5 separate regions of the Homo sapiens genome follow, and regions 1, 2, 3 and 5 are each linked to region 4. Evidence: chromatin loops called from intact Hi-C (ENCODE). Cell type or tissue: GM12878. All regions are shown on one strand. Each heading gives the region's core, and the rest is flanking DNA. Links, peaks and the distances in the headings are about the cores only.

Region 1 (6,368 bases), core at 789-5,788, 280 kb before region 4:
ACTTCTGAGCTGGGTTTGATTTTCCTCTTTTGCTTTGGAGTGTACAACAATCAACCCTTTAGAGCAGAAGTAGAGGAATGGAAGACTTTCCCATGGCCCAAGACCCCTCAGTGGGTTGCTGTTTGCTCTTCCCTAGAATATTATAATGTTCAATTTATGCCTCCAGGAGACCAGAGACACACGTTTCCCAAATGTGGGTACAGGTGGCTTTAAGCTGTTTCTGTGAGTAGAGGCCCAGTGACATGTTCCCCAGTGTAACCCCCTCCTTGGTTTCACATCCCCTCTACCCGATTCTAGGCCAAGCCCCTCCAGTGTAGTTGGTGACCCAGAACAGGTGAAAGTGAGGCTGCCTTTTGTAGCACTGCTCTTTGTGAATGGGAAGTGCTGCTGGGGAGAAATGATTTTAAGTGTGAGCTTTGCTGTTAGGGGCAGCCCTCTTTCTCCACTGCAATAAGAAGAGTCATGACTAAGTCTAGAAAGGCAGGTTTTGATCTTTAGGATACTGTGATGTATGAAATAAAGGTATGTCCTTCTTATTCGGTGTTGCATTGTCAGCACCTAACACAGTGTTTAATTAAAGCAAAAATTTTTGTATTGAAAATATAACTAGGTGGAGGAGTAAGTCAGTGCTACTTAAGTGTGAGTATTTGTCTTCCCTGATCAGATGGTTTTCTACGTACTCAAAATTTCATGTAGTAAGAATGCAGGATGCTTATGGAGAAAAGTGAGTGTTGTTTGTTTCTCCTTAATATTTATATATAAAAGCAAGAGCTTATTAAACTTTTAGACGTCTTTGGAGGTTTGAAATTTCCCACTGTTATTCTTAAGAAGAGAAGAGAAAGAATAATTTTTTTTCTTCTGTCTTATTGGCCTTTAAGGAAAAGCGAATTTCAGAAAAACATGGGACGGAACAGGAAGTGTTTACAGGTTTAGTCATACTTGTTAGGTATGAAAAAGCCCCACTGCCTTCTCATATTGTTTCTTTTATGAACTTAACACTTCCTACTTTGAGAATACCTTCCTCCCCAAGGGCTCAAAGCCCTTCATAGTCATTAATTTGCATCTTGCTAATTTTCTTAAAAAATTAAAATGTTAACTACCATTTAGCTGGTATTCTACCAGCTAAAACTTCCAGCTAAATGCATTTTGTCTGTCTGTATGTATTAGCTCAGTTGAAAATGTGATCCTACTGAAGGCAGTAGGGTAACCGGCTTGTCCCAGTTTCCCTGGGATTTCAGTTTTAGTACTGAAAACCCCACATCCCCGGAACCCCTTCAGTCCCAGACAAACCAGCATGGTTGGGTCACCCAAGAAGGCGACCAGTTCAGGTAGCTCTGCATAAAGAGAAGATGTTCCACCCTGCAGTCCTTACCTTAAATCTAGGCAGCTACCTTAAGAATTGACCTAGACAGCAGTGTGTGCATGGCTCAGTGCAAATCTTTAGCATCACCTGGTAGAAGACAACACTGAGCACACAGTCGCAGAACTAGTGCAGTTCGAGGTACGTGGAAATGTCTCTGCAAAGTAATATTTCTGGTTTCTTGTTTTTTTGTCTACCCTTTTCCCCTTTACTGCACTATATGGTGAAAAACGAAAACAAGAACTGCTAACTACCTGATTTCCGAAACAAGAAGTGTGATCTCAAATATTTCTGTTGATCTCAGGTTTTTCATCTGAAAAATGAGGATGCTGGTCTCAATTTCTAAGGCCCCTTCCTGCCCAAACTTACCAGGAGGAAAGAAGCTGGAAGTAGAAAGCAGGAGAGGTTCAAAAAGAAAATGGGATGCATCTCCTTTAGTAAGCTCTACTCTGGAGAAGGACGTTGTCCTTCAAGTACAAACCTTTTCACCGACTTGGGGAGTTTCCCCCCATTGTATCCCACCCCATCTTTTTCTGCCATCGTGCACTGTGTCGTTTGAATGTGCTGCTTTGTCAGGGCTGGGGGCTTCCTTGGTGCTCCAGCTTGGCCACATCCGACACACAGACCACCCCGTCCTCCTTCTGCCTCTAGAGGACCAAGAACAACCCTTGTTCTGAAAGCACCCTGTCCCTGAGCCTGAACACATGACCCTGGATGTCAGAAGATGCTCTTCTCCATTTCAATTGCCCAATTCCAGCTCTGTAATCATTATGTTAAATGATACAAGTTTCAAAAAATATATATTTCTAATAGACTTTCTATTATCTTCCTTAAATCCACAGTGTCACTTTCATTCTTACTCCTCATTTTGGGGTGAAAGTGTAGAAAGATTGTGGCTTTAGAATCTGACGTACTTTGCTTCAAATTCTAGCACCACTGTGTGACATTGGGAAGCCCGTTCTTTAACCCCACTCAGACTCTGTTTCTCCATTGATGAAATAGAAACATACAGTATCTTATGTGTCTGGCACATGGAAGGTACTCAGCATATTAATATTAACCACTTTGGGCTGGGCGCAGTGGCTCACGCCTGTAATTGCAGCACTTTGGGAGGCCAAAGCAGGCGGATCATGAGGTCAGGAGATTGAGACTATCCTGGTTAACACAGTGAAACCCTGTCTCTACTAAAAATACAAAAATTTAGCCAGGCATGGTGGCAGGTGCCTGTAGTCCCAGCTGCTCGGGAGGCTGAGGCAGGAGAATGGCGTGAATCCGGGAGGCAGAGCTTGCAGTGAGCCGAGATCGCACCACTGCAGTGCAGCCTGGGAGACAGAGCGAGACTCCATCTCAAAAAAAAAAAAAAAAAAAAAAAAATTAACCACTTCATTCTTCTTAGCCCTTCAAGCCCCCGCACCGTGTTTTCTGACATATCATCTTGTTTTCATCCTTTCTCTTCGGTTTAATTCCAGAGGGTACAGAGAAGGTGTAAGTTACAGGTAAAGGAGAGTAAGTGCACTGTGAGTGGGTGCTGATGAAATATCACAACAGGTTCTCATTCTGACAACTCACACTAGGCCATGCTTCCCCGGAATATTTATGGAACTAAGTGGAAAAAAGGATCTTTAGCAAGGATCCAGCACCCTCAATGCAGGGAATGAAATGTGTTTATTATTAGAGCAATCCAGTTTCCATACAGCTACCAATATACACACACCCACATACCCTGTTCAGCCATACTGAAGAGTTTACTTGTAAATCCAGGCGAAGCTGATGCTGAGAGGTGGCCCGCTGTACTGATTTTGTAAAACCAGCAGGAAAACCTCTGCTCGGCCGACCACTTGATGTTTTAGTTGCAGCCACTAACATGTTAATCAAAAGAAGCAAATACATGTTTTTCCCTTGAGAAAACATGGATAGTGGTGTAACGGAAATTACCTTGAATTATTCCTCCTCAAGTATCTATCCAATCTAGATAGATGGATTATCTGATTGCACCAGGAGATGCAGACCTGGCAGTGGCTACTTCTATTGCAGCATCTTTAAAGGAATCAGATCTTTGGATTTCCATTTTCCCATTTTTATTCTTATTTTCTCCCTGCTAAAAAACAGTTTGCAGAGGCACTTGAAAGTGATATAAACTCCATAGTAGATAATAGTTGTACATGAACATCGTATCTTTTATCATATAGTCCCCTATGTAATTAGGTGATAGCTTGAGCCTAGCACAGGTGGCGCTGCTGAGCCATCTCGGAAATGACCACATCTGAACTGGGCGCAGTGGTTCATGCCTGTAATCCCCACACTTCGGGAGGCCAAGATGGGTGGATTGCTTGAGCTCAGGAGTTCGAGACCAGCCTGGGCAACATGACGAAACCTCGTCTCTACAAAAAATATAAAAATTAGCTGTGTGTGGTGGTGCTCACCTGTGGTCCCAGCTACCTGGGGGGCTGAGATGAGCAAAAAAAAAAAAGAAAAAAAAAAAAAGAAGAAGAAGAAATTACCATATCTGTATGTCTATACATAGGTATGTGGATTTATCACAGTGCTGGTACAAGTACTTTTGTCATTGATGTTTATTAAGCTTTTTATGCTCCAGGCACTATGCAAAATTGTAGGGCATTATCTCCTCTAATCCTCAGAATCTTATGCAGTAGGGCCGGTGTTGCTATTACTCCATTTTATAGATGAGGAAACTTAGGCTTGGGGTGTTTAAGTAACTTCTATGAAGTCACACAGTAAGTGCTAGAGCCAAGAGGCAAAGTAAGCCTGGATGCTTCCAAGCCGTAGCTCTTAACCACTATGCTATACTGCTCAAAAATATTTTTAGAACTGAATGAAGACATCTAAGGAAAAGGAAAACGTGGTCCCTAATGGTCTTTTGTGATAACAATATGAAACCTTTCGTCTCTAAAGTGTCATGGAAGTGAAACTTGAAAGGCTCTGTTCTTCATCTTCTACTTATTAATGGGCAAAATGTCTTCGTAATTTATGGCATGTGTCCCAAAGGTGCAAAGGTGGCAAGGTGGCCTTTTTTTTTTTTTTTTTTTTTTTTTTACTAATACTAGGTCCTGCTTCCAAGCCTCCTATTTCTTCACTTCCCTGTGTACCAGGGTTTACCTGCTGCTTAACCCACCCACCCCACTATACGTGTCTGTAGTAGACCCACCAACATTCACATGGCCACTTCTGCTGAAAGTACCTCCCAGGATAGAATAGGGTCACAGACCCCCAATTGTATAAGCCTTTGGCTTCTTGATGTCTCTGCGAGTTACGGTTATGGGAGTTGGTCTTTGGTGAGATTAGTGGTGAGATCAGTGGGTGGCACCTAGGGTGATTTATTGAATAGTATGGGGTGAGGCTGAAGAGCAAACATCCACGTAAGTGTTGTCTGTTTTGGAGTTTGAAAAGTTGTCACCCTAATAAACAAACTACTTAATTGAACAGCCCTTGCTTGGCGTGATCAAAGAAAAGACCTAGACTTTGCTATCAGTAGGCTCTGGGTTCCAGGCCTGGCTTGTCACTTACGATGATGATGATGATGATGATTTTTTATTTTTTTGAGATGGAGTTTCACTCTTGTTGCCCAGGCTGGAGTGCAATGGCACAATCTCGGCTCGCCACAACCTCCGCCTCCCGGGTTCAAGCGATTCTCGTCTCAGCCTCTTGAGTAGCTGGGATTACAGGCGCCCGCCAGTACGCCTGGCTAATTTTTGGTATTTTTAGTAGAAACGGGGTTTCACCATGTTGCCCAGACTGGTCTCGAACTCCTGACCTCAGGTGATCCACCCGCCTTGGCCTCCCAAAGTGCGGGGATTACAGGCGTGAACCATCGCGCCCGGCCAGCTCGTCGCTTATTATGCAAGTTGTATAACATTGCTGAATCCCAAGTTTTTAGTCTTTAAAATGAGAATTTAAATGTCGCCCTTATTTTGATTGCTGGGAAGTTTAAATGAAACAGTGTATGTGCCTGTCACATAGTAGTTGACAATAAATGATAGTTTCTTTTCCTTTTCCCTTAAGTAAGTTTTTTTTCCCTCTAGCCTATAAGCTCCTTAAAGAAGATAGAGATTTTCTTTTCTCACTCATTTCCATATTCTCAGCCCTTAGCAGTGCCAGGCACATATTTGCTGAATGAAAGAAAAATCTTTTACAAAGGTCTTCAGATCATTCATTCACCAGACAATTGTTGAGTATCTACAGTGTATCAGGCACTGTTCTTGGAGCAGGGCAGTCTTAAAAAACACACACAAACATAGTCTGTGTCCCCTTTTTTAGTCTAACTGGGAGAGAAACATTACATAGATAATTAGAGCAATGAACAACTTTGATCCTTGAGATGGGATTTAAATTTTAAGAGATAGGTGACATTTGGTGTCAAGTCTGTCCAGGTATACTTGATATTGTTTTTGATCAGGTACAAGAAACGGCAATATACTGTTATCTATAACTGGTTCTGAAAGATCTGAAAGAGGTGTTTCTAAAGTATTTTTGAGGAATGGTGCTGCTTTTTTGGAATAAGTATAAATACATTGTAAAGTATCTATTTCGAGAGGGAACAGACTTGATGGGATGGGATCATAGTAGGTAAGGTGTTCCAGGAACTTGGAACATACTGGAATAAGGCTTAAACACAAGTCACAGAACTGGGTGATAGGGCGGTGAGCGCATCTACTGGAGAGGAGATGGGGCAGGGCTGGCAGCTTGTAGCAAGATTTTTATGTAGACAGTTAGACTTCAAACTTCATCAGTAAGTCAGTAGATGGCCCTAGGTGGAAACACAGGACAAAAGATGAATTTGTGTTGGCACTAGAAATACTTTGAGCTCATCTAATGAGGCTCATTCATTCATTTGGTAAATACTTCACGAGTGTCCAGTGCAAGCTCTGTTCTAGTTGTAAGGGATATGGCAGTGAACAAGGCAGACAAGGTCCCTGTGCCTGCAGAGTTTTGATGATAACCTTCCCCCCTGGGTGTGTGGGAGGGCCTGGGGCTCCTGTGTGGTTTGGGG
Region 2 (6,368 bases), core at 858-5,857, 250 kb before region 4:
ATGTCTTTTTTTTTTTAAGAAAAAAAATATATAACCAGAGGTTTACTGACCTTTTCTTTCACTTCACATTTCATGCAGTGAGCTCTGTGTACATTTAAGGCAGTTCCTCCAGCGTCAGCTCTGACAAAGTGGCCCTGGTTTCGCTGTGGGGGATGGGGAGGGGAGGATGAAGATGGCACGGCCCCTCATTAGTGTCACGGGCTCTCCCTTTCCTCAGAGTTCTGAAGTAGACATTTGGAAACTGTTGACAATGGGTTGTCCCTACCTGGTGCTCTGTGTTATTTATGTGAGCCCAGAGGTGCCCAGCTTTATTCTAGACTCAACACTGAAAGGTTATAGCAGACTAAGAGAACCCTTTAAAAAATAAAAGACGATGAGAACCAGTCCATTTTATGAAACTTGAACAGCAACAGGAAATCAGAAACTTTATTTCCATTTCTTCTTTTCTTCTGTCCGTTGCTTCCTCTTGGATTTTCCCAACCCTCAATACGTCTGTGGTCTTTCTCTCGTCTTGATGGGTTTCCGCAGATTGAGGAGTTCCTGTCCATGAGCTCCACAGTCACCCTTACATGTATCTACCTAATGCTTTCTGGCAGGTGTGATAAAGGTTCAGTGTGTTGGCTTGAATGTGCTTCTCTAAGTTACTTCTCACCTCCTCTGATTATCAGAAAGCATTGGTTGAGCTGAGTATATACAAATACAGCAGTTTCCATGCTCAAATAACTGATATTTTCTCCCATTTTGCTTCATGTGTGAGTTACACCACATTAGTAATTCAAACTTTTGGGGTTTCTGGCAGGATGACCTTGACAACTTCATCAGAGGTAAACGTTAGCAGCGACGTTTAGATGTTGCTGCTTTTGCTGTTGCCATGGGTGGATTCTGATTCTCAGTTGCCTGTACCATGTGTGAGTGTTTTGTGGTTCATTTTTCTGATCTCTTCTGAAGGAGGGGTAGAGCAGGACTTGAGAGATTTAAACTGGCCCTGGCTCTGGCCACATGCTGACTGTAAATTCCCAAGTATAATTAGTCACACTGCCCCAATATTTACTGCCTCCATCTTGGGTGTGTGGACAAAACCCCATTCTTTCAACATTGGTCTCCATTTCTGCTTCCAGCAGATCATGGATACCAGTAGCTCTCAAATGGGGCTGTAAGATTCCAGTAATAGAAATGCAGATGATGGGTACGGATAATGGATAAAGAACTGTAGATGTGGGGTGGATGACGATTGGATACCTAGAAGGGAAAGTTGACTGCACAGGGCTACGCAGTGAATACCCTATTTTACCAGGTCAGCTGAGGCTAAATTCTCTACTTCTGGGGTGGGGGTACTAACTGAAATGGTTCACTGAGGAGGGTGAAGGTTTGTAAGGGAAGATGTAACAATACTTTTTTAAAAGCACCTAGGACAAGTTTTAGGGTGTTGAATAGCACCATTTAAAAATTATAGGGGTATCCAGCAATTTATGGAGCTCTGATTGAGAAGTATCATTGTTAGGATTTTATTACCCATTTGTTTTCCAGAAGTAGCTCATCTTTGCAAATGAGCTTTAGTTTTTTGGTCATTGTACCCTACCTGCCAGCTCACAGGAGCCTGTGTTTCTCCTTAGGAGCCACTCTGAGGTCAACCGTGTTTAAGATCATAAAGCCACTCTAGAGAATCTCTGTGGCATTGTTGTGTGGAAGAAGAAATAATGATCACTACTATTATTATATATATGTGTGTGTGTGTGTGTGTGTGTGTGTGTGTATATAAAAGTATATGTGTGTGTGTGTATATATGTATATATGTGTGTATATGTATATGCTTCATATATATTATCCTGAATAATAACAAACTCTGCACAGTAGATATTATACCTGAGGCTCAGGTAAACCACTTGCCCGAGGTCACCCAGAGAAAGTGGAGGAGCCCCAATTTGAATCCGTATCTAATTCCAAAACCCAGACTTTTATTTTCCACTTCACCCTATTACTCTTTAAAAGTCTGAGGAGCAAATGAAAGTTGTTTCATTCTATCTATTGGTTAGAAGGAGAATATCCAAGCTAACAGGCTGATTTTTTTTTCCAATTTTTAAGCATAATATAAATTACTGACAAGAGGGCCCAGATGGATAAAATCAGAGCTATAAACCAAATTATCTTTTGAACTTGAAGGAAGATAAATTTCCATATCCAATCCTGTATGCACACTGTTATCTGCCAGATAGTCTCAGGTATGTGTGTAAATTCTGGAGTGTTAGAAACAAAACTAAATGAAGTAAAAAGAGGTTCCTTGTCTATTATTTTCCATCTTTTTTAAAGAGATGATCTACCTCACAGATGGTTATTAAACAGTAAGAAAGATGCTGTGATTGAATGAAGATTGTGTTACTGAGTTTACACCTTAAAACACTGAACTTCCTGATAATTTGTGTTAAGCCAACACGCTTCAGAAAAATTGCCTGACGTTTGGTGCCTTAGTTTACCCACATGGCATGTGTGCCAGAACACGCTACAACAGGGTAAGAGGGCAGAGAACATGCTCTTGTAGGGGTCAGTTCCTTGAGCTCTGGTTCTACGTGGCTGATTACTTGGGTCATCCCAGCAGTTCATTCCATCTCTCAGGACTGTGGTTTCCACATCTGCAAAGTGAAATGGCCTGAGTATATGATTCCTAAGTTCTCCCCAACTCAATCGTCGCATTGTTCTCTTATTCCAGAAGAGAAACACAAGGGGTATCAGCAGTGGAACATTATCTGTAAATGCCAGATTTCATGATCATTCACTTGATTTTTAGGACTCAACATCAAATTTTAGTGCAGATGGTGGTACTTTCATGACACAGGAAATTGTCCTTCGTTTTACCTGTGATTGTTTTGGGAGGAAGCCCTCCTGCAAGGAAATAGGGAAATCCAACACCCAGCTCTGTTGAGCATTTCCCTATGGTTCCTGTGATTGAAATCGGGTTAATGCTTTTGTGGGATGAGAACTGGTGCCAGCTCCTAGGCCTTGCAGGGCTTCTAAAGACTGTCCCTGCCACTCTTGCCTTATGCTGGTTCCCAGGACCTTACAGCCAGATCACAGGCCTGCTCCCCTGTTCTCATAGCCCCCTTTCTGGCCTGAGAATTGTCTGTGGCTTGGCCCTTTGCCCCATGCAACATGCACAGGTGTGGCTTCTGCTAACTATCTACTTGACCCCAACTGTGTGATTAGCGGCAATCCCCTCTGCAACTCAAGGCGTGTTTGCCTTTCCTGTAACCTGTAAAAAATTTCAGTCTGCGTTTTTCTCCCTCTGGAGATGGTATCCACTGGGTTTTAGGCTTTACAGAGCCAGCTGATCTGCGTGGATGGGCCACACTATCCTCCCTTAGCCGGCTCCGTAGCACATGCACAATTAATACTGCATTAATTAATTATGGGAGAAAAAAAGCACAGTTGGCAAGGGAATGAAGGCTTTCAGCTTCTAAAGTGAAGGCTTTGATGCTGAGCTTGAAAGTACATTTCCATCCGCCTCAGCCAGCAGAGAGAATCTGTGACACTTATACCATCCCCTGGGCATGAAAACTCACACCCAAGGAAAGTATTTCTAAATAGAGGCCCTCAACTAGTTGCTGGAATCATCTACTCATTGCCATGGGCTGTGAAAAGGGGGTGTAAGATTAGGGAGAAAAGACTCGCCCAAAGCAGCAGTGATTCGTGACCAAAGCTGATGAGGGGTTTTATTTTTTCTCCTTAAGTAGCTCTTAAGTCACCAACATCAGGAACTCTTTGTAGAGAAACAAATATGAGTAAGTGATTTGGTGCCAGCCCTCTTGAGGACATAAAATGACTCTTTCTCCTTCCTCCTCCTCCTCGCATGCCTTGCTTCAGGAAGGAACCCTAAGGTGGTGCAGGTTCCCAAACCTGTTATTCGGATGGGTTGGAAGGTTCATCTCTGTTAGGCATGGTTTCCCACTAGATATGAACAAAGTCGGGGAGAAAATGCTTTCCTTTTTCATTCTGATTCCTTCACGCCATTGTTCTTGAACTCCTCAGCTCCCACACTGACTCCTTTCACTTCTCCTATGAGGTGGTAGTGAAGCCACCTCACAAAGTCCCCTCTCTGAACAGACGCAGTTCTCGTTCCCCTATTTACAACTCTGTCAAGCATTTTTCGTGGGGGCTCTTGCTGACCTTAAAATTTGGCCGTGATTCAAATATTCATCCAGGTATCTGGGGTTTTATTAAAGGTCTTTTAGGAACACAAAAGTAGGAATTCCCTGAGAGAGGTTTTCTTCACTTGAGACTCATGGGTTATAAATGAAACTACTGGAATGCCCTGACCAAGTGCTGAGAGGAGCTTCAGAGACCCACAAAAACCTAAAAAGATGTGAAATTTGTCTCTGATCAAATAGATTTTGGACCTTATGAAAGAAAATAAGCTTTTCTTTTGATTCTTAGAGAAAAATTTTTGCTTCAGATGAATCCAAGTGTGTGTGCACGCACGTGCTTTCGTTGGGATCGTCTTATAGCTGTTATTCCAGATACCTGCTTCACAAAGCTTCTGTGATTATTCCTACTACTGTGACGATTCCTGCCACCCCAGTGATCGGGGAAAAGAACTTGAAATACAACTGGGTATTGTAGCATTGGCACTGTGCAGACGCTGTGTAGCTCTCTCATGTCTGGTACTTCTTTGTTTGCTAAAGGAGTATTGAGATTCAGAAAGTGGCTGCCTTCTAAACCTTTATTGTTCAGATAGCATTACTTTGGACCCAGGACAGAGGGCTTATAGTTGACTGTGAACGGGGTGAATGTTATACTTAAGCAGGGAATGTGGTCACCCAGTTGCAATGATTTAGAGTGCTTTGAACATAAATATCTCCCACGATGAATGACCAGGGTGCCTGAAATTCCATTGTTGAGACATTCCTTTTGGATCAGGCATTATTTCCACATAGCTCCACTTTTAAAAGTAAATCATTATGGCAGGAGATAGTTATGGAGAGAGATAATTAATACCTCAAGTCCCTAATATCTTAATGAAAATTAGCTTATCAGATCTCCTGAATTTTTTGAAGTGGAAGGACCGTGGCCAGCACGGAGTGGGTAGAGTTGGAAATAAGCACTATAATTTGCTTAGGGCTGGCCTTCTCTGTGGATAAGACAGATGGAAAACTAGATGGAAAATCCAGGCCTCCTGATTTAGACAAAACATTGTGAGCCTGGAGCTCTGAGGCCAGGATGAGCAGTCTGCTACTTACTGTGCGTGGCCATTGCTCTCAAGACATTGCCATCATCAGTCTTGGCCAAAGAAGGTCAGGTCTCCTCTAGTACACTGGCGATTTGAGAATGTGCAAGTCATCTGCATTTCTTTGACAGGAGTAGTGAATTTGGGAGTATAAATCTGAATCCTTAAGCCTTTCAACCATTCTCACTAAATGTCTTTACTTCAGGGATGATCACGTTTGATCGTAATGCCAAGATCTTGCAGATGTATAAAGGGCATGGTAATCCAAGTCTTGAGTTGAAGTAAGTGGTCAGGAAAATCTTGACCCTTGGGGAAGGAGCTACCAGAGCTGGGTGGCCTATGTGTGTGTGACAGGGAGGAGGTGTGCAGAATTTGGGGGAAAGATCCTTTGTAGTTCTCCATGTGGAATAATAACTTCCATTTATTGAGTGCTTATGGTAGGCGCTTTTCACATGTATTGTATCATTTAACCCTCTAGGCAGTCCTGTGAACTGGGTTTTATTATCCTCATCTTACTGATGAAGAGTCAAACTTAAAGAGGAAAAGGAACTTGACCAGAGTCACAGAGGTGGTAGGTGGGAGACAGGTCCATCCAATATACACCTTGCCTTCCAATAGAAGCCAAAGCCCTATTGCCTAATCTCTTCACTTTAAGAACATGAAGAATAGTGTTGAGTTCCCCTTTGAGATCTGACTGTGGTTAAAGCTTCACAAATTTCAGAAAAACAGAATAACTCACTAAAATAAAAATTTAAAGCTACCCCACAGAAAACATCTACCACAACCCAAAACTTCAGGGTTTATATATCCAGATTTTAGTGAACTATATGACTCTCCCTAGTCCCTTGCTCTGTCTCCTGGTAAATACTGTCCCTTTCAGAGCCCTGGCACATACATAGTGTAATAAGATCAGACCCCATCCCCCTACCATTCCAATGCAATCTAATTGCAAAGTGAAAATCCAGGGCCGTCTTAGATCCTCATCTGTCTACGTCTCTCTTGGTCCCCACTGCTTGATACGCAGTCTCAGGTTCAATACCATTCTCTCTTTTTGTGCTTTAGGTCTCTGTATTGTTTCCTTTTCACCACTTTTTTTTTTTTAATGAAGTGATTTTAAATGGAAAATTAAAAACTTAACTGTGAATCTGGCAGT
Region 3 (6,368 bases), core at 825-5,824, 260 kb before region 4:
CGCCAGACCTCTTTTATCTTTGAGATAATACCGTGTGACGACAAAGGCTGGGTATTGTTATCCGAATCTCTCACACAGCAACACTGAGGAGACATTGACTCATTTCTTTTACGTTGCTTTTTAAGTACAGTATTGTTTGGTTTTGTTGAAAATTATTTTGGTAGTAAACATTTTCCAGAGATATAAATCTTTTCCAGACTCATTTGCGCTTGTTACTGTAGGTAGAATTCATGAGGCTTTTCCTATTTCTGTTTATTTCGGAGCCTGAAGTGACCCAGGAATTATGTGATATATGTAGAGCGAGGGAATTTCTTCAGTTTGACTGTGGTCCTGGTTGTAACCCAGCCTTCTTCCTTACAGATGGGGGTGAGGGTTGGGGTATCCCTTAGAGCCTGGTGTGTCTTCATACAAACAGCTTTGCTGGGGCTGCCTAGAGCCTGGGCCAGCAGTGGGGTAGTATCAAGTACAGGGCATTATTCAGCGGTTCTCCACACTCTCCTCATTTGAATGAGAATATAAATCTTCTCCCCTGGCTCTCATGTCACATCTTTAAAACCTCAAGTTTCTTATTAGGCATGTGTGGTCCATTTAAGCTCTAGACATTTCGAAAAGATAAATCACAGGGCAAAACATCTTTCTAGTTTTGAAGGAGGTCTGAGTTGCAGCTCGCTGGGGTTGTGAGTCTGAGCCGTCGCTTTTCTTTCTCTTCCTTTTACAAGACTTCCAGGATATAGCCGTTAAAGAAGGACACAAAAAAGAGCAAAGCCCTCAGTGATGCTGTGGCACAAAGAAGAAAGCTACTTGAGGAGGAGGCGAAGGGTTTACGAAGAGGCAAAGAATGCAGGTGAAGGGAGGGAGGAGTTAATAGTTAAGGCTCAGGTTCCAAGCCCTTTGGGCTGCCAGTGTCTGCAGGAGCCTTGCTTTCATCCTTTCCTTCTGCCCAGGTTTTAAGTCTCATGAGTTAAAACCTGGGGAAGCTCCCACCCCAGGTCCACTGTGAGGGAACGTACAAGAACAGTCACGTGGCAATAGTACATGCCTGGAAGGTATCTCTCATTTGGGGGGAGATTGAGAAGCGCTGTCTAATGGTGCCCTTGATACAACTAAATAGCAACTGTCTCAGTTCATTACTTGTTAGCCCCAGGCAGGGACAACGCAGATTGGCTAATTATAATAGCCAGACCATTAAAGGGAATAGCATTAATGGAGGAGAAAGCAGCTAATAAAGAGCTGAACTTGGCCACTTTGTTGTGCCCAGGATACAAGCTGCTGTTAATTTCAGTACCTGTTTCTTCTGCTGTTAGAACTAGGAAGAAAGGATTTAGTGACCCTCTTTCAAAAGGTGGATCACAAGCTTAGAGGCATTGCTGGATAAATTCAACAGCAAGACTTTATTTCTTCCCCAGAGGTGACGTCTGATGGTTCTGTATAAATAAAGTCACACCACCTTTCTTATGCTGAATTGATGCTGCTGACCTGCTGTTAGTAGGACATGCACTTTTATGGCGTTTCCAGGAGTGGTGATGTGTGTTGCTGAGCTCATCTAATCTCTGCTTTGAGCAAAGGCAATCCTCTATATCATGGCAGGGATTAGAGGTATAGCCTGGGGCTGCAGAATGGTGTGATTTAAATTTTCCCATGCAGGTTCAAAGCTTGTAACTTTGCCTGCGTGTACATCCACACTGGGTTCCAGCCACATGAACTGGGCCACCTTCATAGACCTCCCTGGTAACCACAGCCTGACGTGACAAGGAATCACAGTTTTACTTTCCGCTTACTATCCATGTTAGAAATATCTAAGGAAATTCAGGAAAAAAAAAAAAGAGAGAATTTCATGGCATGTCAAGAATGGAAAGTATCTTAATTAAAATGTTTTAAAATGGGAACAATAAAGAAGTCGATTTAAGTTTTTTGCTTTGGTGCTTGTCTTTAAAGAAATTGCTCCTAATTCTAGAAACTAGTGCTTTTTCTAATTATATTCAGTAGAACCCTAGGATCCTGTGAGGAGGCATAGGGGAGTAATTGATAAAGAAGGGGACTGTGGTGTCCGTGTTTTATTTGGAGCTGTTCTACCCACACTGTAATTTATAAGCTCTAACTTACCAGGGGAGATAAGATTGTATAGAACCAGCATCTTGCAGTTATACGGAACCTTTAAGTTCTCCTACTCCAGCTCCTTCCCAGTGCAAGCACGTGTTTTAGAGTAACTGTTCAGCCTCAGCATTAAGTCAGCTTTAGGAGAACAGTAAATCGCCCATTTATCTGGAGACTTCAGCTGTTTGAAAGGCCTTCCTTCTAGTGCATCGGTATCTGTTGCTGGCTCTGTCCTCTGCTACTACAAGCAAGCCTTGAGTCTCTCTTAGACTTGTCCTTCCTATATTTGAAGACATCTCCGAGAAGATTTTAAATCTTTTTTCCCCCACAGGCCACATATATCCTTAATGCCTTCATCCATTCCCCTCTTGGGAATGTGCATCTTTGGGCCATTGGAGAGGTCTTGCTTGGACTGCGGCCACTGTGATTTCTGGGGGCAGACTCAGCTCCTTCTTGGTGTAGAGATCTGCCCACTATAGGCACCAAATAGATGTTGGCAGGCTTCTTTCCTCCTTACTGCTTCTATTTATCTCACCTGTACTTTTAGATTTGCTGCTCTTGGGTAAGCAGATAAGAACAAGGGAAATGTCTTCCGTTGTTGTTAAAGACAATGTTAGGATAGAAAGTAATATGTTTGTACTCAAAAATGCCCAGTGAGATTTCTAGCCACGGCCAAGTTATCATTTGCATAAGCAACCTGGAAATGCCCTCTTGGTCCTACTGATTGTGTCCCATGGTTAATGTAGATCCCTGGATAAATTCGAATGGCTACTCCTGCTCAGGGGTCATGCCATGAGAACTTTTCTCATACATCAGATAGAGTCCCCTTCCGTCAGCTGAATGCATTTACCCCTCAGTCTGTGCTACCCATAGGATAAGCAACATGCATAAGAAGGTAGGTGCCTTGGCTTAGGCAGCTCTGTTGAGTCACCCTCAAGAATCCTGCTGGAATTCTGTGAGGAGTGAGGATGCAGAGCAACGAAATATTCGAAGGCTGCTATGATTTTTACAAGCTTGAACCTGTCTCTTGGAATTCCCCATTGTGAAGTCATTGTTGACTGGTTGGCATTATAAAGCAGTTCAGAGAAGTAAAGTTAGATCAGTCTGCACGCAAATACCAGCCACACCATCTCCCAAGCTAGTGACTGGAACTGCGGTTTTCAAGTCAGTTTCCTCATTGCGGAATGGAGATAACGATGCCTTCCTTGCAGGGTCATTGTGAGGCTGAAATAAAATAAAGGCTTCATGGGAACACATACCACATGCTCACTTAATGCTAGCTCTCTTTCCTGATTGTGGCAGTGACTGTATTTTCCAGCTACAATTGTGACACGTGTTCTGAGAGGTGTTAAGTATTTATATACAACTACCCATATGTATTTATGGGTAAAAGGACACGGAACTTTAAATATTGAGACCATCCTGGAAATTCTAGGATGTATGATTGCATAATTTGTAATGCCTGCTATAGGCCTAGCCTCATAGTTGACCCTTGATGGATGCTGAAATATTTCTTAATCATAGGGAGAAAAAAAACTCAATGACCTTTTACAGAGATGTTTGATTGCAGGGCTTATTGCTAATGCTCTCTCTCTCTCTTTTTTTTTTTTTTTTTTTTTTTAATCTCACTATGCAAAGATAATACAGGTCTGGGTAAGAGGAAGACTTAAGATGCTTTGACTTAATTGTATCTGCTTGACAGAAGCAATATACTGCCTTCTGATTTTAGGATGTAACCATCCAGAAAGGCAGAAGAAAGGGACAATTTCAGTTCTAAACAGGAATCCGAATATCTCACGTCCTGAACCATCTACATAAACTAGAGAAAGGGCACTCCTTAAGACTGGTGAAGCGGGCTCCTTGGAAGATCCCCACAGCAACATTGAGTTTGGTTTGTCTGGCGTACCCTCTCCCCAAGGGCTGAGTGGGCCATCTGGGTAACCTAGAGAGGAGACTTCAGATGCTAGGAGTATAGTTCCTACCCATCCTCATTTTCACAGGGTACACTCATTTTTTTCCCCTTGGAAGTACTGATATGTATTCTGCAAGATGAATGTTGAGACCCAAACACCATTTGGCTTGTAAAAATTAATGGCTTAGCATCCAGAGGGATGTTGCTTTCAGGGCAGGGGGGACACTGGACACCAAGAAGAAAGCCAGCTTGGGCCCCTATACCATCTTGGATGTCTAAACCATCTTCTGGTAACTCTCTGGATGAAAAGAAATCATGAACTTCACTTCTGTGATTTGGTGGATGTGGATTTTGCTACATCAAAATTTGCATTTGAGTCTCTGTGGTGTTCTTTCTAGCCGAGATGCTAGGGTATGCTCTTTCTTTCTGGGGAGATTCCAAAAATGTTACTCTCTGTGGCTGTGTGTACAATGTCTATTTAGAAAAGAAGACTGGCATTTGCATCTTCTCTCAAATTCTTTACGTTTGTCTCACTGAATTTTGGAGTGGACAAAATATTCAATAGCTTTTTTCAAGTGAAAAAAATGTCGACTTTCAAGAGTGTATTACTTTAGGTTCTTGTGTATATCTGTGCTTTCCTGGTGGCAGAAACCTAGAAAACTCTAGAGCTCAAATTTCAGCGTATTCAATTTTTTGTTAATGTGTCTATAGCTTGTTAATAAAAGCTTACTTAATGAAAGCCAACATCACCACCACTTGAAATTTTTGCAGCCAGAAGAGTGTACTTAAATACTTGTGTATTCAGACTTCACTTTAATAAATTTCAATAAATAGCTTCCCATAGGAGAGGTTTCTTCTGTTGAATCTGTAGAAGTTGACGACGGTACAAGCATCAGCTTTCTCAGGCAGCTTTTCTAAACACCTGCAGGGTGGAAAAGAGATCCTTCTCTCAAAATACTGAATATTGCTGGCATGACCACTCTTGTCACTGGTGCCTGCTGTTTTCCATCTTATCTGGGTTGCAGGTTTCTTCACAGTGATGGGACACCGAAGTGCAATGGGATGAAAGCATGCCTGTGGCATTTTTACCCTAGCTGTGGGGAAATGACCACTATCCTGTGTCCATGACACTCTTCCTCCTCAGGACTTTCAAACTAGGCTTCAGAAGCCATCACTGGGGGCAGTCCTGGCATTTATAATGGGGATAGGGACAATTTCCAGGAAAAGTTTCTATATCAAGGACATCTCAGTTCTGCAGCAGAGAAATCTTTGAAATTACCTGCAAACCATCTTTTTGCAAGCACAACCAACTTTATTTCTGTTTTAATTAATTCCAAAAATGCTTTATTTCCAGAATGTTAATATTTAGTTAGCAGTAGGCTCTAAGTTTCCCAACCCCTCAGCCTTTTCAGAGGGTATAATAATAAATGTGTAAATGTGCTAGGGGATCCCCGTGATTTATGGAAGCTTTATATTGAATAATTTTGAAGAGGAAAGACCTTTTGGTAATAATATTCATTTTTTGACTCTTCTGTAATATGCAACCTGAGGGTGGGTGTGGGGGAACGTGGAGAAATGCCATTCTCCTACTGAGCACAGACTGTATACACCTATTTTACAGGGAAGTCACGGGCTCCTAAGCATTCAGTTTAAAAATGAGCAGAATTAGATGGGTACCCTTCATTGGCCCTTCATGGCTAGGGGAGAAATGGGAGAGGGAACGCAGCTCATTTTGGCTTCAGTCCTTACGCTTTCAAGAGACAACCCTACTCCATACTTCATTATTTTTTTTAAAGCTTTCTATAATGGTTGGTGAAATTTACATTTCAACTCTTGCCTACAACAGTTTTCTGCCTTATTTTCTCTTCCCAGCGCTTTGTGCCGCCTCCTTGACAACCTGCTCATAGGTATTACAATTGGCCTCAGAAATTGCAGTGCTTCCCTTTTGTTCAGCTGGTTGGCTTGATAGGTTGTATCTGCAAATTTGAGAGCAGCGTGTTTTATTTTTTACAGCATCTAAACAATAATGTAACCACATCACGGCATTCTGAGTCACATCATTGACCTCCACCAGCAGTTTATCCCCCTACAACACTTGAATACATTAATATCACTGTCTGTAGCATTTTAATTTAATTAGAGCAGCGGTTATAATCCTCTTGGGAAAATCGTTATCCCCCCCATACACACACACACACACACACACACACACACACACACACACACACACACACACACACACACACCCCTACTCCCCATAATGTTAAAAGAAAGAAAGCAGCTCTGGTTTTCATCTGTCTGACAATTTGCTTTAGAGGTGGGACTCTCACCACCACCCCCTCCTTTGTTGGGGTCGCACCAG
Region 4 (6,368 bases), core at 940-5,939:
AATTTTTAAACAAGCGGAGATTCTTCTAAGCCAGTTGCCATTATCATTATCTAAAATGTATTTGATTTACTATTTACAAAGCATTTTCCTTATGCTATCATATTAAACACTAAACAACCCTTATAATCAAGATTAAAAGTAGGTCATAGGCTCTAACTCTGACATCTTCACAGAATAATTTTTGATATATTTGTGAAATAACGAGATGGCAGGTAAGGCGGAAAAGAAGCCTCCCAAACAGGCAAGAAGAGTAGATGGCAGAGGCACAGAGAAGGAGATGGAGAGACATGGAACCAAAAGGAGGGGTCACAAGAGGAAGAGTATCGTCCAAAAGTAATGTGGGGATGGGCTCTGAAGCAGGGAAGAGGGCGGCGGTCTTTGAAGTTGGCCTCGATGGTGGTCTTTTTTTTTTTTTTTTTTTTTTTTTTTTTTGAGACAGAGTCTTGCTCTGTCGCCCAGGCTGGAGTGCAGTGGCGCGATCTCGGCTCACTGCAGGCTCCGTCCCCCAGGGGGTTCACGCCATTCTCCTGCCTCAGCCCTCCGAGTAGCTGGGACTACAGGCGCCCGCCACCTCGCCCGGCTAATTTTTTGTATTTTTAGTAGAGACGGGGTTTCACCGTGTTAGCCAGGATGGTCTCGATCTCCTGATCTCGTGATCCGCCCACCTCGGCCTCCCAAAGTGCTGGGATTACAGGCGTGAGCCACCGCGCCCTGCCCAGGCCCGGCTAATTTTTGTATTTTTAGTAGAGACGGGGTTTCACTATGTTGGCCAGGCTGTTCTCAAACTCCTGACCTCAAGTGATTCACCCTCCTCAGCCTCCCAAAATGCTGGGACTACAGGCGTGAGTCACCATGCCCAGCCCTCAGTGGTGGTCTTTGAGGTTGGTATCACAGATTGTGGGGAGGGAGACACATAATGTGTGGGGTAGGAAATTCGTGAGAATGTTTAGAGGCAGTAAGTCCCTGAGGCAGGGATGACATAGGAGTCTATAGAGACCTGAACTTGTCAACAGGAAAATAAAAGATATTTTTAGGTGTCTGTGTCATTAAAGGACTTCTATGGGTGGGCGTGGGCCGTAAGGTTTGACTAAGAGCAGTAAAATGGGGAGTAGGTAACAGGTCACAGAAAATGGAAATCGGTCATTACTGTTTGTTTGAGATTCCATCAGTGTCTGGGGCTGGTTGGTCTCATTGGGGAAAGGAGCATCTTGAGTGGGAAGGATGCCCAGGAAATCCAAATAGACTAGCAAAGTAGCCAAGAATACAGAAATGCCCTCATCACCTCACCAAAGCCCGTGTCCCCTCATGTTGCTCTGGGAGGGCTGGGCCACCCACAGGAGACTTGCACAGGTTCCGGGGACCCCAAGCTGCTGGCAGAGCCCCCCACCAAGTCCTGTCCAGCTTCTGGGGCTCTGTGAGCAGCATGAGCCAATCCTCCTCACACACATGCAGAGCCTCAGAGAAGGAGCATCATCCTCCATCCTGCTGCCCAGGACAAAAACCTGGAAATTCTCCTTGACTTTTCTCCCACTTTACTCCCCAAGTCTAATAGGCTCTAGGTCCTTATATCTCCCAAATCCACTCACCTCTTGCTATCCCCATAACCACTAACATAGTTCTGGAACCCACCACTGAAGCGTGTTCTAACTTCCTCCCGTCTGTCTTCCTTCCTGTCACTGAAAAACTGATGGCAGTCCTTCCTCTGCTTATACCTCTTCATCAGCTCCCTTCCACCATTAGAATAAGGCCCGAACTTCCTAACGTTGCTTCGATATCCGCATGAGCTGGCCTCTGGTCTCCTCTCCGGCTCTCACCAGGCTTCCCTGCCAGCTTTGTCCCGCCATACCAAACTACTTCCAGTCCCATACAAGTGCCTGTCTCCCTTTCACTCCTGGACTCAGAAAATTCATCTTGCTTTCTCTGGAAATCATCTTAACCTCACGCCCCTTACCCTTGGCCCCATCAGGCCAGATTCCCTGGGTTAATTCCTGTTCTTGAGACTTCGGCTGTGATGTTTCCTACTTCACAGCTCTTTCGGGGCTGGGTGAGCGGCCCTAACTTTGTGCTGCCGTAGCCACTTGCATTTGCCAAAACCAGAGCATATCATCCTCTGCATCATAGTGGGTTTTTTTTTTCCCACTTATCTGTCTCTCCATCTAGATCTGTGGTTCTCTACTCCCTGTAAAATAAATTAGAGTCATTGTTTTTTAAAAAAAATGCTAATGCCTATTAAACAAAAATCTCTTGAGGTGGATCTGGGCATCAGAGTTTTTTAAGTTTCCCCCAAATAATTCTAGTGGGCAGCCAGCGGTGGGCGCCACTGAGCCAGACGGTCTTTGTTGCCAGTGCACAGGGAACAATCCTCAGTGTCTGTTACACAAATGAGTCTCTGATCATTCCACTTTGGTCTGCAGGGCAAAAACTCTACAGAGAGGGCATGGAGAGGAAGAGATGGGTCTTGAAGAAGAAACTTGCACTAGGGAGGACCCACACCTCCCCCCTGACTCCAGCTCCCTCTGGTACAAAACCCCAAAGCTGAGCTGTGGGCCCAGCCCCACCCACATGCAACTCTGCGCTGTTGGAAAGGCTTGGAAGTCAAACAGCAATCTACTCCTCTTCATGGAGGCAAGGATAAATTTTCTTTTCAAAACACTTTAAATTTTATCACCTCTTCAGAACAAGTACATGAATGAATAAACTGAGGCTCCAAGAGACTGTGAGTGGCCCTCGCCTCAAATCTCTAGAGCAAGGCAGAGCAGAAATCAATACGTGACTCCCCAGGAGCAATTGGCCTCGTCCTGGGTGGCCTCTGCGCCCACCCTAACTCTCCTGCCTCCTAGAGCAGGCAGGGCTCGCCCCGAACCACCCTGCCTCCTAGTGCTGACAGAGGCACATCTGCAGGGTGAAGAATCTGCAGGCAGGATGCAGAGAGTGGGAGGAGGAGGACAATTTCGCACCTGAGTGATCCTTTTCATAAAAATGGGATCACGTTACTTCCTACTAAGAGAAGGGAAATGTTATCCGAGAATGTGGGGCTCTCATTCTCGGATATGAGAATGTCTCTGCCAACAATGCCTGGCCTGATCTTACCTACCCCACTTCACCAGGGGCACTCACAGCTAGAATCTGCTGAGAACCCTCAGGCTCTCAATGGGTGTGACTCATCTCTTCCTCTATTCCCTCTCTGTAGAGGTTTTGCCCTGCAGACCAAAGTAGAGCGATCAGAGACTCATTTGTGTAACAAACATTAAGGGTTGTTCCCTGGGCACTGGCAACAAAGGCCAACCCGGCTGGCTCTCTGAGCTCAAGAAATCACAGCATGGCTCAGCGGTGCTCATTGCTGGCTGCCCACTAGAACTATTTGAAGAAACATAAAACTCTGATGCCCAGACCCACCTCAAGGGTTTTGTTTTGTTTTGTTTGTTTTTTGAGACAGAGTCTTGCTCTGTCACCCAGGCTGGAGTGCAGTGGTGTCATCTCAGCTCACTACAACCTCTGCCTCCCAGGTTCAAGGACTCCTCCCACCTCAGCCTCCCAAATAGCTAGGATTACAGGCACACACCACCATGCCTGGCTAATTTTTTGTATTTTTAGTAGAGACAGGATTTCACCATGTTGGCCAGGCTAGTCTTGAACTCCTGACCTCAAGTGATCTGCCCGCCTTGGCCTTTCAGAGTGCTGGGATTACAGGTGTGAGCTACCGCACCCAGCCAAGAGATTGTTTAATCAGCAAAAGGCTGGGCAGGGCAGTGGGGCCTAGGGCGGCACTTGCTATCAGATGTCTGGAGGGCAGGGTTGGCTTTGGCCATAGATGGACCTCGGTTCAAATCCTGGCTGGCCATACCACTTACCAGCTCTAGACCTAGAGCAGGTTAACATCATGAATCTAAACTACTTACCACTTAACAAAGTGAGTGACTATCTATAACTGTTGCCGTTGTTACAAGAAATCCACTTAGTAACTGCACTGAAAGCCCCTCATCCCCAAAAGGCAAGAAATGGGGAACAACCGGGTGACTAAGGAAAACTGCAAGTGAAAGCAGCTGTAATTTCTCTCGCTGTGGTTTGCGGTGCTCAACACTCTTGCTTGGCTGGTTGTCTTGGAGGGTTAATGAGGTCTCTGCTGAGTGTCCTCAGCTTAGCAATGGGCAGTGGGGCTCTGTTCACAGTCTCATCCCGGCCACGTGGCCTCCCGGGTTCAGACACCCTAGGCTGATGCTGTGGTTCCATGTGCCTGAACACGAGCATCCGAACTCATTTCCGGCCTGCCTGTCCCCCCATGCAACGGCTCCTGAAAAAGGGGAACCAAATGCTGCCCATTTCACCCCCATCAATAGCTGACAACGCCTGGGTTCCTGCTCTCCTGACATTCCCACTCATTGTCGTCAGTGGAGCGAGCAGGCAGAGGGGAAGTGAGCTGCCTATCAGCCCCTGCAATCAGAAAAAGAGCCGGGTGCCTTTAAGACGAAGGTGGTGGGCAGCCATCCATCTTCCCTAAACACACACTCGCCTTGTTCTTCCATTTCTGGCTGAGTGATAAAAACGTTAAATGTCATTTCCTGTATCAGTGGTTAACCACTAGATGCTGGATCAGAGATTTACCAGAAGTGCTGAAGTTATGGAAAAAAAATAAATAAACCTGCTGTTTTCAATAACCCTTTCTTGCACCCTGTGGGAACTATGTAACCTCTGGGGAGGGGGCTGCGAGGGGGTCGCTGGATTTGACTTGGGCAACACACTTAGGACTAGATTTACCAAATGCTTTCTTATGCTTCATATAGGAAGTGAAGAGAGACAAAATGTAACCATCCTATACCTGTCCCCAAGTGCGCGTGTGTGTGTGTGTGTGTGTGTGTGTGTGTGTGTGTGTGTGTGTGTAGAAACGCTGGGAAAAGCAGGAGGAAAAATCATCCACGTGCCTTCTTTGCCCACCTCTCTCAGGATATCTTGCAGTCATTTTGGTTTTATTGACCCAGGGTTTTTGCAGAGGACAGTTGCCCTGACTATTCGATTCCCTCAGCTTCCTGCAACAATCAATGTCCTCCAGTGACAAGAAGGCTTCCTGGGGGAAAACATGCTCCCAGGAAACTCCTGAGAGGTGGAGAGCCCAGCTCAATCCTTTGTTGTGTCCTCTTCTTCTTTCAGTTGCTCCATTAAATTAATCAAGAGCTCAGAAAAGGGAAGGCCTGGCTTAGCCCCCAAGGAGAGGTGACTGGACCGACTGCAGCCTGCCCACAGCTGTACTCCAAGCCCAGCCATGCGCTTCTGACCTGAGGTCAACTCCCCACATACAGCTGCCCTGGGCTCCTCCCTGCGGCCTCCCAGGCACTCCCCTCAGTCTGGACATATAAGACTTAGGAGCTGCACTTTGTTCTAGCAATTCCATTTCCTTCCCAGTGCCAGTTGGGATGTGCTGTGCACACCAAGTGCCCCTAGCTCCTCACCTACCTCTGGGATCACTGACAGTCCTGCTTTACCTGGGACCGAAGGGATTCATGGGGCGGCCGGGGCGGGGGAGGGAGGACTTTTGTTTCTAAAACTGGGAAAGTCCCAGGCAAACCGAAATGAATTGGTCACCCCCGCAACAGATACAATGGTTTGCATAGGCACTTGCACGTTCTATGTCAGAACGGTGGCCAAGAAATAAAAAATAATAAATATGATTTAAAAACCAGAAAATAATTTTTAAAAAATTTAATAAACATAAGATAATTTTTTTAATAAAATTAAAAAAAAAAAGAAACTGGCCAAACTTGAGAACAGATCTAGCCAGGGTACTGAGAACTGCAGACGGCATTGCATGGTATAAGAGTTCCCTGGGGAGATAGGACGGAGCGCATCACAGATCTCCCACTGCACCTGGCGCATACCTAGAAGTCATCCTCTCTCAATTCAATAGTTACTAGAGGAGATCTGAAATCAAAGTCAGAATCAGAAGGGAAAAGAGCATGGGAAAACGTACATTCCACTAAATCTCTTGTAGGCCTCTGAAACTGAAACTTCTTTTTCCTTCCTCGCGCCCTTGAGTACCAACACCATCAGCCCCCCTGGTGCCCAGGACACAAAGATTCGAGAGATGCATTGCTCTTTACTCTGCCTCGCTCCCACTTCATTTTATTATTATACCTAGACCTGATTTCCTGCCACCTAGGATCTCTCCTCTCCACTTCCACTTCTATGACTATCCTTCCGCTGTCTCTGCCCTCAAAGACTGGCCTCCATCCTCTCCAACCTCAATTTCATCTGCTCCCTGGCATGTTAGATGCTCCCTACTTTTTCAAATTATATTCGAGAAGTGTTTATTGAATACCTAGATCAGAAGGATGCCAGAGAGGTCGCACCCGGATTTCATATGGCATTGGACATTT
Region 5 (6,368 bases), core at 823-5,822, 230 kb before region 4:
TGCAGTTATTGTGAGGTTACAAGAGTTACTGCTTATGAAGGGCCCTGTCCAGCATCTGGCACGTGGCAGGTCCTCCGTGAATGACAGCGCCTTCCTGGGCAGCCTGGCGAGCGCACACGCGTGTGCACACACACACACTCCTGTGTTTAATATAGCCCTGTCTGTTGTGAGCCACTTGAGGAGAGGTGTCCCTAGAAGAAACTTTTTTCCCAGAAAATGAGGCCTGGCTGGTGCTCATCCTGAGTTCCTGGAAGGCAGTGTTTTCTTGTAACCATCTGAGATTCCTGGGGCTGGGTATAGTGCCTGATGCTCTCAATATATGCGTGTTGAATCAAACCAGAAGAAGCAGGCTGAGGCACTGAGTGAAAACCTATGTGGATGTCCTGCTGCCTTTTCCTTGTGGAGGGTAGATCATTCCCAACTCTGCCTGAAACTTTGATGCCTTATTGGAGGAAGAGAAAGGTAACTCCCTTGTTGAGCCATAGAGCTCTTAGTTTTTCTTTCTTAAAAAAAAAATCACTCTTCTTTCAAACACCATTAAATTAGTCCAGTTATGTACACTGGGCTTGTATTGCATGGTTTATATAAAAGCTAAGTTCTTTCTTTAAGATTGGAGCCCTCCGTGTGAGTGATTTCAGGATAAAAGGCCTTAGAGGATTAGACACATTATTCGTTTGTAAAACTGATTGCTCAAGTGATACAGCCCTAGGGCTGCCCCCTTATTGTAGCTTCTTGAACACTGTCAAACTGTCAGACTTGGGTTGGTGGTTATTTTATCTCGCAAACAACCAAAACCAGATTTACATTGTAAGTAGATACTAGCGTGGCTTTTGTCCTTCCTATATCTAGGCCCTGAATACTTCAGAGCCAGATTAAATGCTTTGCTCTATTTTTTCATAGATTTGGGCTTCGACCAAACATACAAGTTGAGCCTGTTGACTTCTCTCTTTGTGGATGCACACGTGCGTCTCTGCGTATATTTGTGCATGCTTTCCCGAATAAGTCCTCTTTTAAAACTCAGCCTTTCATCATTTTAGAAATGATTTGCTCTTTTACAGCTTGTACTTTTTATGGTTCTTAGAGGATCACTGCAGCAAATATATTTGGCAGAAATTGAGCACACAAGCCCTTCCCCAGAACTCAGTACTGAATTTGTTCAGTTCCCATCTTAAAAACTTGAAACTCCTTTGACTTTTCCTGTGATGTGCTTATTTCTGATCTGAAACTGTAGTTCAAAGCTAGACTTGGTAATCATTCACGTCAAGAAAGGAATGGATTGCTCAAAAAAGAAGTCAGACTCTAAAAATAGCCTCCATACCGAGGCCCACTTTTCTACCTAGGGAATCAAGACAGAAATATTTCCAGGATTGAAATGACATAGTTCAAGTGACGCAACCATTTGGCTGCCTGCTATTTTTCTCTTTTCTGCCAGAAGGAAAATATATAATGTAGAAAAATTCCCCTAGAGTTGTTAAAATAATCACTGAAATAACCTTTGGTGCTTAGTATGGTACCCTGGAAAACTTGGATCTCTAGAATGGTTCATTTCAGAGCTTTTCCAGATAGCCAAGTTTTTATTAGAAAATTGGTTGGTATAGACGGTGCTCACTGTGACTGTTCAGTGCATGATGAGAATCCTTCTTTACAGAGATAAAAAGTGTGAAGAGAATTGCTGAGAAGTAACCATTCATTCCCTTCTGCATTTGCCTAGTGTGCTGTGTAATTAAATGAGCTGATAAAATTTACAAGAAATAAAGCTTTATGCAATTACAAATAGATGACATGACTTTTTAAAAGGTTTTGCCCATATTTTTCACACACGCTCTACCTTTAGCCTTCTCTGCTTTCACACAGATGCTGAAAAACAAAAGAGTTAATTAGAAACCATTCCTTTTCTCTCTTTCTGGTACAGAGAAGGCTTCCACTAAGTATGTGCTGAATAAATGACCCAGTCTGAAAGTTTTAATTTATTACACAGTATATTCATAGAACTGTAACTGTTACAACCTCTAGTTTGATAGATGTAGCTGTTTTTGTTTTTTTAAGTTGAGATTATATTAATATCTGTCACTTGGGTTGCCAGCCTTTTAGAAGAAAATTTGGGGTTTATATTAGAATAGGTTTTAGGTTCAGTAGCCTGTATCCTTTTTTACTGCCCTGGGACAACAGCAAATATTCACCTAAATTCATTCTGTGGTGTAACACTTTAGAAGTATACCAGTTCTTCCTTGCAAATAACAACAAAAAGCTCTGAACAACTTAATCACAGAGAAAAAAAAAGCTTTTATTGGAGGTATATTGGGCAGCTCATTGGCTGATAAGGTAGCAGAAGCAAAAGGATACTTGGCAGCCCGGAGCTTAGCTGAGATGGAGCCATAAGGACAGTTTTATTAGGATGCCACCACAGCTCGGCTGCCAGTGGACACATGAATTCGTGAGACTAGCACCTCTGCCATAAATAACATCTCACCATCCCTGGGGAATTGGTCACTCCCTTAAGACTCAAACACTGTGGCAAGTGCATCTAATTGGCTGAGTCCAGGTTATGTTCCAGGGAACAGGGGAGAAAGCTCTGCCAATCTTGGGATTCCCCCACATGCGGTATGTGGATGCTGAGCAGACAAAAATATAGAAGTCTAGTAGATGATTGTAAGTTACTGTATAGCAGTGTGTTTCATCTTGTTCTTACGTCCTGTGGAAGCTTTCTTCATGGCGAAGTTAAGCAGTTCCACATCTGCATTCCCCCAGATCAGCACACCAAAGGTGAACAGCTTGGGTTTCCCCCTACTTTCAGTTACAGGTACAAGATGTTAGCAAACTATGCAAATCTCAATGAGTTTTGTTTCCTAATTCTGTTTGCATGCTAGGAAACTTGCCTCATGATACAACAGTAAACCCCTGCTTTAAGAAAAACATGAGGCTGGTTTAATATGTACAATGTCCAACTCTTAGGAAGTGTTTATTTTTCAATTGCCTTTAATAATTTCTCATAAAGATCGATGAGTCTAAGAATTGTGAAGGACCTCAGAGATGATATATTTCAACTTGTCATCCACGTCACGACTGTCTCTTTAGCATCCCAGAGATAGCAGGACAGTCCTCCCCTGCTTGTGTGTATTCAGTGGGAAGTACTTCCCTGCCCCCTTTTCGTCCCGTTCTTGGATGGTGCTAGATGTGAAAAATAGAGTTGAAACTCACCTCACTGTCACTTTGCTCTTGGTTCTAGTTTTGCCATGTGAAACCAGATAGGGTGTATTCTTTCTACATTAAGTCTAGAGACAGAACTTTGGAATCAGATATGGATTTGATGCTCAGCTTTGCCATTTACCCAAAATGAAACAGTTACTTTAACAGTATTTTTCGTCTAATATGTGCAAACTAATTGCTGAATGGATAGGCAGTTATTTTATTAATGCAACAAAAGGTTATGTTAGCATTTTAATATTTGTGTTGTATTCACATTGATCGTTTTTACTTGGACTATAGCCAAAGTCAGAACTCTTCTTTTGTGGATTTTTTAAACTTAAAATATATGCCTTTACATTTAACCCTATTACGTTTTATTTAAGTTGGCTGAGGTAATGCCTATCATCCCTTCTATAAACTCCTCTTTCCTACTTTATGGCTTCTATATTAGATGAGTACTTTCTCTGTACCTTTATGTTAATTATTTGGAAGGGAAAAAGATTGAATGGGACGGGACCTGTGAAAGATCCCTGTGGCATACCGCTAGAGACTGCCTTCCAGGTAGGCATAGTTTTAAAACTATAAAGTTAACTTTATAGTTAACAAGTATATTGTGATTATGTTTTCTGGCAAATAAATCTCTTTGCTGCCATATGCCATAAATGACACATTATCATTTTTGCAAATATGCACAATGGTACTACATATCAATTGACTGTCAGCCTAACCCATAAGAAAAAGTCAGGATAGACTGTCAAGTTATTTGCTGAAATCAGATGCACTGCTTGGCTCTCTGTAAAATCTTTACCAAGTACCCTCTTTCACTTTACTCGTCTACTCATGGCAAATCTAAAACCTTCTACTTCAGCTTAGGCAAGACATCTTCTTGGGTCAGTGGTAGATGTGAACAATCTTCGTGGGTCAGTGGTAGTTTAACAGTTTGTTAAACTGTTGTTAATCAATGTATCTACTCTCGGTGATTTTAAGAGAGAAAAGAAGACTTTTTGTTTTTGTCTGAGAGGAGTTTTTAACCTGGAAAGACAGCTGAAACGTTATCTGAAATGTGAAATGTTAAACATTTTATTATTAAGAGACAGTGTGTTTTTTATTTTACTCACACAGTATGTGTGCATTTGTGTTTTCTGCGACTGCACATTTGTAATAATAGGCTCATATTTTGTTTTTCATTTTAAAATTGGCTTTGTAGGATGTTCACTAATGTGGAAAGACAGAGGGATTGGGGAATCACTGGGAAATGCTTGGAGTCAGTCTGTTATGTAGATGTGCAAGGTATTGACTACAGAGTGAGACACTCTTGCTTGGTTATGTCCTATTTCTCTCTGAATTTTTTAATTCTCAAAAAGTAATTTAGAACTATAACACCTTGGTTTGTATGAGTGTAAAATGATTTATAAGATAACCTCAGGTGTGTTGACAGAAGAAATGCAATTAAATTGTTTCCATGTTTAAGAAAAATATGGGAGGTATATGTATTATAAGTATACATCTATTGACTGGCTAAAGAAGAAAAGATGACTAGGGTATGCCATGCTAAGGAGTTTAGATTTTGTGCTGGAAGTTTAAATAGGGGAGAGAAGGGATGTGTGTTCAGAAGGCTTTTGTAGGTAGCAGCTGTAGCAATGATCTAGGTGAGAAAAAAATAAGTACAAGCCAAAGCAGTGTCAGAGAGATGGAGTGAAAGAGAAACATTCAAGTGATTAAGCAGATTGATTGGGCAAGGTGAGTGGCAGATCAGATGAGGAGCAAGGGATGGGAAGCAGAAAAGACAAGTCTCCGTGGAGCCCATTATCTAGAGTGGCAAGACGAGAAGGAAGAGCCTATAAGAGGGCTCCCCAGAGAGACAGGAGGGAAATCACAGAGATCAAGGAAGGAGAATTTCAGGAAGGAAAGAATGATCCTGCCCAATCAGATGCTGCATAGAATTCAGGTAAGATGAGGACTGAAGGTGTCTTTGGCTTTTCCAAGTAGGGAAGTCATCAGTGACCCAGTAAGCACAATTTCTGTGGCGGGGAGAGGCAGGTGGAAACCTGATTGCTGTGGGTTGAAATGTGGAAGAAAGTGATTATAGATGACTCTCTTACTGGATTGGAATCGAGAGAAAAGATAGGATCTGGAAGGCAACAGCGGGTGAAGGGAGGTTTTTGCTTTTGTTTTGTTTATTTAATGGACGGTATTTAGCCATGTAGAATTGTTGGTAAGAATCAGAGAGTTGAAAATAAAGGAGAAATATGGGGTGATTTATGGAACAGAGTCCTTGTAGAAGTGAGAAAAAATAAGAGGCAAAGTAAAAATGGAGGTATTATTTCATTTTCAATGGAAAGATGGACACTTGTTACACTGAAATCAGAGGAAAGGTGTGTGTGAACATAAGACAGTTGTTTGTATGGGGGCAGGCTTCATAACTTGTGGAAACTCCCACTTCACAGCCTTTTTGTTTGTGGTTGGTTGTTTTTTTGTTTGTTTGTTTGTTTGTTTTGCCTGAGAAGCCAAAGATACAGGAGGTGGCAGTGAAGGAAATGGGAGAGTGCCTGATTGAGCCAAGCTGGGGTCCCCCCACCGCGTGGCATCGCCTCCCAGTGGGAGGCCTGGAGTTTGTATTGATACTAATTTGTCTGTCTGTGTGGTTTCCCCCTGTGCTGCTCAACACCGTAGTGTAGGAGGGGTGAAAGGAGATGGTGAGACCCATTCTTTCAGGAAATATTAACTGAGCACCTGCTATGTGCCAAGTGTGTTCTAAACTATCAAGATACAGGCCAGGCACAGTGGCTCATGCCTGTAATCCCAGCACTTTGGGAGGCCAAGGTGGGCGGATCACTTGAGATCAGGAGTTCGAGACCAGCCTGGCCAACATGTTGAAACCCCGTCTTCACTAAAAATACAAAATTAGCTGGGCGTGGTGGCACCCGCCTGTAATCCACTACTCAGGAGGCTAAGGCAGGAGAATCACTTGAACCTGGGAGGCTGAGGTGGGAAGATTGCTTGAACCCTGGAGGCGGAGGTTGCAGTGAGCCGAGATCACGCCACTGCACTCGCGCCTGGGTGACACAGCGAGACTCCATCTCAAAAAAAAAAAAAAAAAGATACAGAATTTAACACAGGAGGAGCAAGCCATGTGACTATGTGAGTTCAAAGTATTCCAAGCACAAACAACAATAAAGACC

Evidence for each region. Hi-C counts contacts between places; a loop is a spot of excess contacts. Peaks named below come from ENCODE experiments on the same cell type or tissue, not always from the same donor. Only the 100,000 strongest peaks of a DNase experiment are listed, where the experiment ranks them.
Region 1: it touches region 4 in a loop (5-fold over the local background); 7 of 110 quality-filtered maps call a loop at or near these places.
Region 2: a loop joins it to region 4, with 4 times the contacts of the local background. A loop is called at or near these places in 4 of 110 quality-filtered maps.
Region 3: a loop joins it to region 4, with 2.7 times the contacts of the local background. A loop is called at or near these places in 5 of 110 quality-filtered maps.
Region 5: it touches region 4 in a loop (8-fold over the local background); 3 of 110 quality-filtered maps call a loop at or near these places.

Annotation. Positions count from the first base shown.
Region 1 is chr12:11,730,699-11,737,066 of GRCh38, forward strand. The region is part of intron 1 of ETV6 (ETS variant transcription factor 6); the gene reads left to right. Among named protein-coding and RNA genes, the nearest start is that of ETV6, 84 kb to the left of the region's middle. RefSeq lists enhancers at 68-167, 3,494-3,543. In GM12878, for the core only: a CTCF peak has its summit at 3,600; no DNase peak of the experiment used is centred there; H3K4me3 peaks cover 1,183 bases; H3K27ac peaks cover 3,713 bases.
Region 2 is chr12:11,759,157-11,765,524 of GRCh38, forward strand. All of the region lies in intron 2 of ETV6 (ETS variant transcription factor 6), which reads left to right. Among named protein-coding and RNA genes, the nearest start is that of ETV6, 110 kb to the left of the region's middle. RefSeq lists enhancers at 2,951-3,120, 3,131-3,250, 3,751-3,800, 4,131-4,340. In GM12878, for the core only: no CTCF peak of the experiment used is centred there; DNase peaks (open chromatin) are centred at 3,125 and 3,985; H3K4me3 peaks cover 771 bases; H3K27ac peaks cover 5,000 bases.
Region 3 is chr12:11,743,099-11,749,466 of GRCh38, forward strand. All of the region lies in intron 1 of ETV6 (ETS variant transcription factor 6), which reads left to right. Among named protein-coding and RNA genes, the nearest start is that of ETV6, 97 kb to the left of the region's middle. RefSeq lists enhancers at 360-409, 2,914-3,133. In GM12878, for the core only: no CTCF peak of the experiment used is centred there; a DNase peak (open chromatin) is centred at 3,253; H3K4me3 peaks cover 2,277 bases; H3K27ac peaks cover 5,000 bases.
Region 4 is chr12:12,006,246-12,012,613 of GRCh38, forward strand. No RefSeq gene overlaps it. Among named protein-coding and RNA genes, the nearest start is that of BCL2L14, 62 kb to the right of the region's middle. RefSeq lists enhancers at 2,227-3,107, 2,773-2,902, 3,108-3,988, 3,883-4,002, 3,989-4,869 and 3 more. In GM12878, for the core only: CTCF peaks have their summits at 2,311 and 2,881; DNase peaks (open chromatin) are centred at 1,016, 3,166, 4,096, 5,406 and 4 weaker places; H3K4me3 peaks cover 1,448 bases; H3K27ac peaks cover 5,000 bases.
Region 5 is chr12:11,778,190-11,784,557 of GRCh38, forward strand. The region is part of intron 2 of ETV6 (ETS variant transcription factor 6); the gene reads left to right. Among named protein-coding and RNA genes, the nearest start is that of ETV6, 130 kb to the left of the region's middle. RefSeq lists an enhancer at 2,524-2,593. In GM12878, for the core only: no CTCF peak of the experiment used is centred there; DNase peaks (open chromatin) are centred at 1,212 and 2,752; H3K4me3 peaks cover 1,089 bases; H3K27ac peaks cover 5,000 bases.